Regions from separate parts of the Homo sapiens genome. Here region 2 is linked to region 1. The links are chromatin contacts, found by Hi-C or POLR2A ChIA-PET in ENCODE. All regions are on one chromosome and are shown on one strand. Each heading gives the region's core, a stretch centred on a gene start or an enhancer-like site at or near the end of the contact. The rest is flanking DNA. Distances are from core to core; before and after follow the strand shown. Region 1 has its middle 18 kb from the start of TRI-TAT2-1. Region 2 overlaps THADA (THADA armadillo repeat containing).

Region 1 (4,481 bases), core at 1,275-3,774:
TTGGCCCCAGGCTAAGAGCCTCCTTTTGAGAGTCCTTGAGCTCTGCAGGGGTTCCAACTGGGCCACGCCATCTTTACATAGGGGTGTGATTTTTTTTTTCTTTTTTCTTTTTTTTTTGCTGAGTGGCATCTACTTCTGACTCATGGCGTATCCTCCCTGGAAGGACAGATCCTAACACCAGCAAGATAGTGAATTCTCCTTGTGGATAAACCCCCCATGTTTTATGTGTTATGTCTCCTCTGGTTGCATTCGCCAATGTTGGTAACATTTGAAGCTTAAAAGGATGATATTTGAAAAATTTTGGGCCAGGCACAATGGCTCACGCCTGTAATCCCCATACTTTGGGAAGCTGAGGCAAGGGGATTGCTTGAGCTCAGGAGTTCAAGACCAGCCTGGGCAGCACAGCAAGACCCCATCTATTGAAAAAAAAATAGAAAAATTAGCCAGGTGTGGTGGCACACACCCCTAGTCCCAGCTACCTAGAGGCTGAGGTAGGAGGAGCACTTGAGTCCACGTGTTCAAGATTACAGTGAGCTATGATCGCACGACTGTACTCCAGCCTGAGCAATAGAATGATATCCTATCTCTTAAAAAATAATAATAATAATTCTGTTGCCCGGGTTGGAGTGCAGTGCTTTTCTCTTTTGCCTTGATGGGTACATGATCTTCATCTTCATTGGCCTGAGGCATGCATCTCTGCTTAAAGAGAGACCAGGATTAATGTTTGATATAGACAGAATGCACAGAAGAAAAAATGTGGTAATGTTTGGTATTTGACATGCAAAATAGGATTATGCTGCAGATCAAAAGTCTTCTAAAGCAGGCTATTCTTTTGAGAGCATGTTTCCTGGATTCCCTCATCCCTCTCCTTGGGTGTGGCCCTGGAATTTTATGTAATGGATGACTGAGCAAGAAGAGGAAGAGTGTTGGTCCCCTCCTTCCTGCCCAGGGGATGGTACGAAGGGGATTAGAAGGATAACAAGCAGAGCCAAGCACTGGCCCACTCACCCCTCCCTGAGAGAAAGAAGCCCTTGTCCCCAACTCACATTGGAACTCTGGGAAGAAGTGGCATCCCAGGCAGCTGCAAACCAACTCGGCCTCTGCCTCCAGCACCAGGGCTCCCCGGTAAGGGAGAGGCACCACTAAAGTTCAGCTTTCAAAGCCAACTTCCATTCCTGTGAGCCAGCAGCCCTACTGGGGCCATGGTGGCACAGCTAGGAGACTTGGTGGGGAGGAGGGGCCCAGGTGCAGGAGGGCTGGCCAGCCAGGGGCGCCACATGGGCTCTAGTCAGATCAGGAGGGACTGGACCATGAGTTTCATAAACTCAGCTTCTAGTATGATCAGTGGCCAGGAGGGACAGGGGACCTTGCTGGGTCTAGAGGACACCACACCCCAGGATCCCAACTCATGCCTCCTACCAGATGCCACACAAGCTGCCCTTGACTGTCTACAAAACCCCAACAGCACCACAGTGGGAGAAGCTGGGCAAAGCAGTCTGAGAACTAAGCATTTTATCCAAGAGAAATTAATAAGATCACTTAACAAGACCGGCTAAACTCTCTGGCCCCAGGATGTTCAAATCAAGTTGAAAATTTCATTGTTTTTCTCGCTTATCATCAGGCAGGGGTTGGAAGAAAGGCCAGATTCATTATAGACTCATAAATAAGGAAATTACCTTTTTTTTGCACAAATAAATTATAGAGTGAATTAAGTTTTCAACTCTGTTGCACACACAAAAATAGAGGAATTCCTGCTGCCCCACTGCAATGCTGGCTGACTTTTCCAACCAAAGACAAGGACCCAAGCCTTCTGGATCCCCAGTTCCCTCCTCCAGGTGGTGGGGGACACCGTTGTGGCAGAGAGAGGTAAGGTCCCCCTTCAGCCTAAGTGGTCACATTAGCCCTCTTGGGCTCATGCACCAGATCCTGCTCTCCTGGCTTATCTGTGTTTCTTTGAGGGGAGGAATGAGATTTTCATTTTCTTTCCAGGCCCTTCCCATTCAGGGCATTTCAGATCCCTCCTTCCCATGACCCCTGAAATGAATTGGGTGAAGAATGGTCCCCTGCCCTACACGCTGCATGTCTGGGAGAGGCCAGAGGTGGAGCCGGCACATGCAAAGGCAATGCTGCCACCTGCTGGCGCCACGAAGAGACACAGCAAAGGTGGGCAACCAAACCCCATTAGCCCTGGGGGAACTGCACAAGGATGTCTTGCAGCTGAATGGTACCTTTTTCCAATGCAGCTTCTTACCTGTTCCCTCATTTAGTCATCCAGTATGCCGGCTGGAACAAGAACATCATCCCATTTTATGGACGAGACAACTGACACCCATGAAAGGGCAGAATGCTGACTGAGGTCACATGTGTGGGGATGGCTTGAAGGCAATGCTCAGTCTCCTGCTTCCCAGCCAAGAGTTGTGTCCCCTCGTCAGTGCTCAGATGAGGTGTCTCAGAAAACGAGGGACCCCTATGAACAAGGTTTACGGGGCCATCCTCAACATCCAGGGAGGAAGAGTGAGGGCGGAGGGCACCAAGCAGTAATGCCCACCCTGCAGCTGGCTCAGGGCCTGATACACGTGTACAGCAACTCTGTTTCCCAAGGGTTCACACACCTTCCACACAGATTTTGTGGGTTTTTTTGTAGAGAAGGGGGTTTGTCCTGTTGCCCAGGCTGGTCTCGAACCCCTGGGCACAAGTGTGATGTTACTTTTCGATAAAGATCTGGAAGAGCTGACTCCTGCCCTAGGCCCGTGAGTCCTAATCTAAAAAACAGACGGTGAAAGAGGCAAGAGTCATCTTCCCAAATGGCAGCTGCAGGCGAAGTAGGTGGGGGGAACTCGCAGACGATGTTGTGTGGTCAGCAGGTGTGAGATGACCGGGCTGCATCCTCTCCCGCTGGGTGCTCAGCACTCGACTCTCCTCTTTGTTCCTGGCTCTTCCAGCCCAGGTCTTCATTTGGCGGAAACAGCCTGGAGGACAGAAAAAGTGCCTCTTCTCTGCCCGAGACCCTTCCCACGCGCACACGCCATGGGGAAGCAGCTCTTCCCTTTTCCCGACGTGGGAGATGACTGGGCCGGTGGGAAATCCCATGATTCCCCGGCAGCGGTCCATGTCCCTCCTGACAGCGGTCAGCGGTCAGCCTCACTTCCAGGACTCTGCATTGTCCCAAGCCTCCTCCTCTCCAGACCTTCTTCGCACCTCTCCCCGCGATTCTTGTCCTGGTAGGGTCCAGGAAACGCTGAAAGCTACGGATAGGCCCCCACGTTGCCCCGCAGGGTGCGGATGAAATCGCTGTCGGAGGCTGGTCCTGTGGCCGGCCCTGCCTGTCTCCTGGACCGAGAGGAGCCTTCTATGGCAGAGCCGCAGCGCCACCGTGTGGTAGAAGTCCGTCTGCACGGCCAGAAACGGCGGCTCAGAGCGGGCCCACAGAAATCCTTGTAATAGTCCACTGTCAAGGCCGGTGCTAGCGACACGGGAGTGGCAAATGCACCCTCTTGCCGTTCCCGGTGTTTGGGCCTTGCCTGTGACGGTGGGAAAAGAAAATGGCCTTGCTGTGCTACAACCGGGGCTGCGGTCAGCGCTTCGATCCTGAGATCAATTCCGATGATGCTTGCATATGCCACCCAGGTGTTCCAGTCTTTCACGATGCATTAAGGATTGGTCTTGATATAAGAGAAGAACAATTGATTTTTCTGATTTCTTAAGCATTGTAGGCTGTACAAAAGGTAGACATAATAGTGAGAAGCCACATGAGCCAGTCAAACCTGAAGTAAAGACTACTGAGAAGAAAGAACTATCTGAATTGAAACCCAAATTTCAGGAACACATCATTCAAGCCCCGAAGCCAGTAGAAGCAATCAAAAGGCCAAGCCCAGATGCACCAATGACAAATTTGGAATTAAAAATATCTGCCTCACCTGATAAACTTAAACTGTCATCAGGGAATGAAGAAGATAAGAAAGAAGAAGAGGCCAAGCGTGGTGGCTCACGCCTGTAATCCCATCACTTTGGGAGGCCGAGGCGGGCGGATCACAAGGTCAGAAGATCAAGACCATCCTGGCCAACATGGTGAAACCCCGTCTCTATTAAAAATACAAAATATTAGCCGGGCGTGGTGGTGCACACCTGTAGTCCCAGCTACTTGGGAGGCTGAGGCATGGGAATTGCTTGAACCTGGGAGGCAGAGGTTGCAGTGAGCCAAGATTGCACCACTGCACTCCAGCCTGGCAACAGAGCAAGACTCCACCAGAAAAAAAAAAAAAAAACAAAAAGAGAGCAACAAGACTGATGAAATTAAGATTGGGACCTCATGTAAGAATGGAGGGTGTTCAAAGACATATCGGGGTCTAGAGAGTCTAGAAGAAGTCTGTGTGTATCATTCTGGAGTACCTATTTTCCATGAGGGGATGAAATACTGGAGCTGTTGTAGAAGAAAAACTTCTGATTTTAATACATTCTTAGCCCAAGAGGGCTGTTCAACA
Region 2 (4,365 bases), core at 1,489-3,988, 560 kb before region 1:
AGCAGCAGGGAGACAGTAAGAAATGTTCAAGAAATAAACATTCAATAAAACATATCAGAACTTATTATAGTAAATATAATAGGTAAATTAGATAGTTTGTTAGAAGGTAATCGTTGCTGCGGACAAAGGAACAAGTAGAGTAGGCTAAGGGGAATCAGGAATAGATAGGAGAGGAGGGCAGTTGGCATGTCAGAATAGTCGTCATTGGAAACGTTTGAGCAAAATTCTATCACAAGACATGGGAAAACTTTCTTATTTTTTGAATAAAGGTAAAGGGTAGACATATTTTCTTCTGAAACTGTGCTGGCTGCAGACATTTGTAAGCAGGTATACCAACTGCATGTTTGAGACTATCTTTACCCATAGGAAAGTGCCAACAGAGTGGGCAGTAGTGGATAAACAAGGCCAGGAAGGATGCCATTACTTTAGAAACTTAAGAGCTCCCTAAAGCGAGGTGGTCATACTATAGATGCCAGGACTGCTGGGGACTCTGAAACCCTTTTCTTCTGGAATCACCGTGAATACCGTCAGTCTGTCATGGTTCTGATGAGCTTAGGCAAAGAGCAAAGTATCCATCATATTACTTCCTCTGCTTTCTGGTATGACCTTTACCTTAACCCTCTGGACCTGGGCCTTAGAGATGTAGAGTAAATGTGGAGAATGTTTATTCTTCTGCTTAGCAAATATTTATTGAGAAGTTAAGTACATACTATGTCAGGTACTGTGGAGGATACAAAGAAAATTTATAGCATATTCTCTGCTCTCAAGAAGCTTATGAGCTACCTGGAAAATAAACCATTGACACTGCAGACAATTACACAGAAATACGTGGCTACATGTTATGTGCACCAAGCATGTGGCCGAGATCACACATCTGAGAGGCAAGACCAGGATGGACTGGAGACATGAGAGAAGGCTTCAGGGGAACATTGGGCCTTGGGATAAACCTTGAAACTAGCTTTCTGTTTTTGAGGCAAGGGACATGGTATGAGCCCAGGCATGGAGGAGGGCATCAGAAAGTGTTTGCAGGAGGCAGTGAGTAAACCAGCCTGTTGTGTCAAGGAGAGAGGATGTGTGAATGGCAGGGTGGGTGCAGGTCAGCATGTGAGAGACCACAAATGCCGGGCCAAGCAGTTTGGGCTCTGTAGGCCTGTAGCCTTCAAAGTGGGGTTTGCAAGACAATAATATATGTGGAAGAATACGTTAGTGTGTTATTTCTTTTATCGCATCCTGTTTTATTATTATTATGGTTATTGTTAGAGACTAGGGTATCGCTATGGTGCATAGGCTGGCCTTGAGCTCCTAGGCTCAAGTGGTCCCCCTGCCTCAGCCTCCAGAGTAGATGGGACTACAGGTGTACCTGGCTTTTAGCTATTATTTTACATTTGATATGTAATGTACATAATGTATTAATAGAATAATATATAATTTCTAAGTTAATAAGTACACAAAAGCTGGGAGCATGTGCTCAGAAAGGTCCTTTCAGGTAGTAGGTAAGAGTGGACTCTGGAGCCAGCTTGTCTCCCTCTGGATCCTAGCTCTGCTGCTTACTAGCTGTGTTATTTTGGGTGAGTTACTTAATTTCTGTGCCTCCACTTCTTCTGTAAATGGGAAAATAAAATGACCTCATAGGGTGGCTGCGAAGATTAAATGAGTTAATATGCGGGAAGTGGGTAGCAAGGTCTCTGGTATATAGTAAATGCTCAGTAAATGTTAGTTGCTATTATTAATACTTGCTGCTACTGCCACCACCACTGCTACGGGCGGGGGGTGAGGGGGTTATGATTAAAAATGTAAGAATCACTGGTGTAGATGGTGAGTAAAAGACCTTGAGCTAAAGAAAAATGTGTTTAAAAAAATTAATGTTGTACATTGAAATAATACTGTAAAACATGAGGATTCCTATTGATGTGTGAGTGCATGAGACAAATAAGTCCATTTTCAGCAATTTTGACTTTATGTGTTATCATATTTCACAGAGAGGTTCCTCCGGTCAGTCACTGTGTTCTCTGCCTTCCTGTAGATCATGTTAAAGATTATAAGAGCTGAGATTAGCTCAAATTTTTAAGGGCAGAGTTCTTGCCTATCAGGTTGTTATTCCTTGCACCTGTTTTGTTTTGAATTACATCCTCTCCCTCAGATCCCACTGGAAACTTGAGGAATCAGTGTCTCACACTGTCTGAGACAAAGGACTCTTTTATCATGGGAAGGGAGAAATTTGAAGTTCATAAAGTGAAAGGAGATACAGGATCCTCCTAGATAGATTAATCTAGCACATTCCAAGTTTTTTTTTCATCTTGGAAGATATGCTTTCCATCCCCTGCGAGCCATTCCACTCTTACTGTCTGAGACTTCATATGACTGACGATAATTCTGAATATACTTTAAAAATTATGCAACACAACAAAACATCTCACCGTGGGTACACTGTCAGGCTTTTGTCATTTCCTAGAATCCCTGTAAAATATCTGATGGTATGTGGTCCCATAATGTGAAGGGATTTGTTTGGTGGTTCCCAACCAATAAAAATAGTATTATTTGTTGTTATTTGTTTTTAGTATATGCAAATGGAATAGGCCAAAAGTAAGACCTTTGTTTTTATTGGGATAGCATATTTGAGATTGCACGTTTATGTACTTGTGCTATAGCTCTTAGATATATTTATGGCACCCAACGTATTTGAGTTACTAAGGACACAGCTGACCATTTAAAAGCACTGTGGTTGAGTATAGCCAATTTGGCAGCCACCCCAGATGCCTGAAGTAAAATTGACACACAGGCTTAAAGGAAAGTTTAAATAAGTAATAAAACTCTTTTCCTATTTTAGACCATATTGTTGTTCATGACATTCTTGCATTTCTCTGTATTGCTACCCACTTCACCCTTTGCTTTTGTGGCAGGGCTTCTCAGCCTCGGCACTCTTGACATTCTTTGTTGTGGGTGTGTGCGTTGTGCAATGTGGTGTGTTTGGTAGCACCCCTCCTTCATTTGTGACAACAACAACCAAAAATGTCTCTAGACATTTCCCTATGTCCCCTAGGGAGGCAGGGGGCGGAGGCGGGGGCAAAATTGCCCCTAGTTGAGAACCTTTGTTCCATGGTACCTATGGATTTTCCCCATCATCCTGTGGGACAAGGTGTGATACAGCTCTTAAATACCAGCAACCACCAAAGAAACCATTCCTGACCCGGGCAGAAGTTGTGGCTCAGCATACTACAGTGAGCTGTGCATAGGCATTAATGAAAAGGTAGGGGGATACAAAACTCAGACTGGAGTCACTAAGGAGGCACTTTCCTTCCTCTCTTTCTGTCTTTCTACTGGAAAAGTGTTATGAACATATAAGCCAGCTCACTTTTAAAATCCTAGCTTCTTATAGCTTGCTTCATGTCCTTGTTCCAACCTGCCTCTCATCCACTTTCATAATGTATAGTTGAAACTGAATTCTGCCCTCCTCAGAGTCAGAGAGCATAACATTCTAGTTTCTGTTTACCTAAGGAAGCTTCGGAAAATGACACATAATTAAAATTTTCTCACTTCTTTACTTGAAACACTGATGAATTGCTAGGTACAGTTGCTGTCTGTTTCATTGATCCTCTCTTGGGTGGGGGACAAGAGGCTGTGTGAATGAATCTTCTCTAAAAACAGAGGTTCTACTGAAAACTTAACCCAGAACATAAAAATGTTTTCTTTGAGTTAAGCATAAAGCTTTGTCCATATTCCCAGATTCAGACCTCAGAAAGGAAACTCGTGGATAAATCTAACGGGTACTGAACATACATGACGGAGATAGTAATTATGCTTTTTTTTTTTTTTTTTGAGAGGAAATCTCACTCTGTAGCCCAGGCGAGAGTGCAGTGGCATGCTCTCGGCTCACTGCAACCTCTGCCTCCCGGGTTCAAGCAAATTCTCCTGCCTCAGCCTCCCGAGTAGCTGGAATTACAGGCACGCGCCACTGGCACCTGGCTAATTTTTTGTATGTTTTAGTAGAGATGGGGTTTCACCATGTTGGCCAGGCTGGTCTTGAACCCCCAACCTCAGGTAATCTACCCGTCTCAGCCTCCTAAAGTGCTAGGATTACAGGCGTGAGCCACTGTGCCCAGCCCGTAATTATGTTAATATTATTTTTTAAAGGACCTTAAATATTATACATGCCTCATATATGTAAATGTCTAGAAAGTCAGTAGTAAATCTGTCACTTGACTCTCAAAGTAGTATGATGCATACAAATAAGACCTTTAAAAGCATATCCTTATTATTGCTTTTAGAAATTGTCAAATAATTCTTATACATGTTTTTCTTTGTCTATTTGGGGAAAAAAAGGAAAACTACATCTATTATATTAAAATGAAGGCTCTCTGTTTTGGA

The links. Hi-C counts contacts between places; a loop is a spot of excess contacts on that map. ChIA-PET counts read pairs that join two places held with the same protein, here RNA polymerase II (POLR2A). Pooled maps may share reads with other maps.
Region 2: a map of endothelial cell of hepatic sinusoid shows a loop between it and region 1 (8-fold over the local background). The contact joins two enhancer-like sites. A Hi-C loop is called at or near these places in 1 of 168 maps with a recorded cell type or tissue (endothelial cell of hepatic sinusoid) and 3 of 50 pooled maps. POLR2A ChIA-PET finds 5 or more read pairs at or near these places in 1 of 52 experiments (PC-9).

The regions. Positions count from the first base shown.
Region 1 is chr2:42,826,679-42,831,159 of GRCh38, reverse strand. It overlaps the pseudogene CHORDC1P1. Among named protein-coding and RNA genes, the nearest start is that of TRI-TAT2-1, 18 kb to the right of the region's middle. Within about 2 kb of position 2,524, at least 7 of the 41 ENCODE cell types and tissues checked have a DNase peak (open chromatin) inside an H3K27ac peak, as active enhancers do.
Region 2 is chr2:43,386,349-43,390,713 of GRCh38, reverse strand. All of the region lies in intron 29 of THADA (THADA armadillo repeat containing), which reads left to right. Among named protein-coding and RNA genes, the nearest start is that of LINC01126, 160 kb to the right of the region's middle. Within about 2 kb of position 2,738, at least 3 of the 41 ENCODE cell types and tissues checked have a DNase peak (open chromatin) inside an H3K27ac peak, as active enhancers do.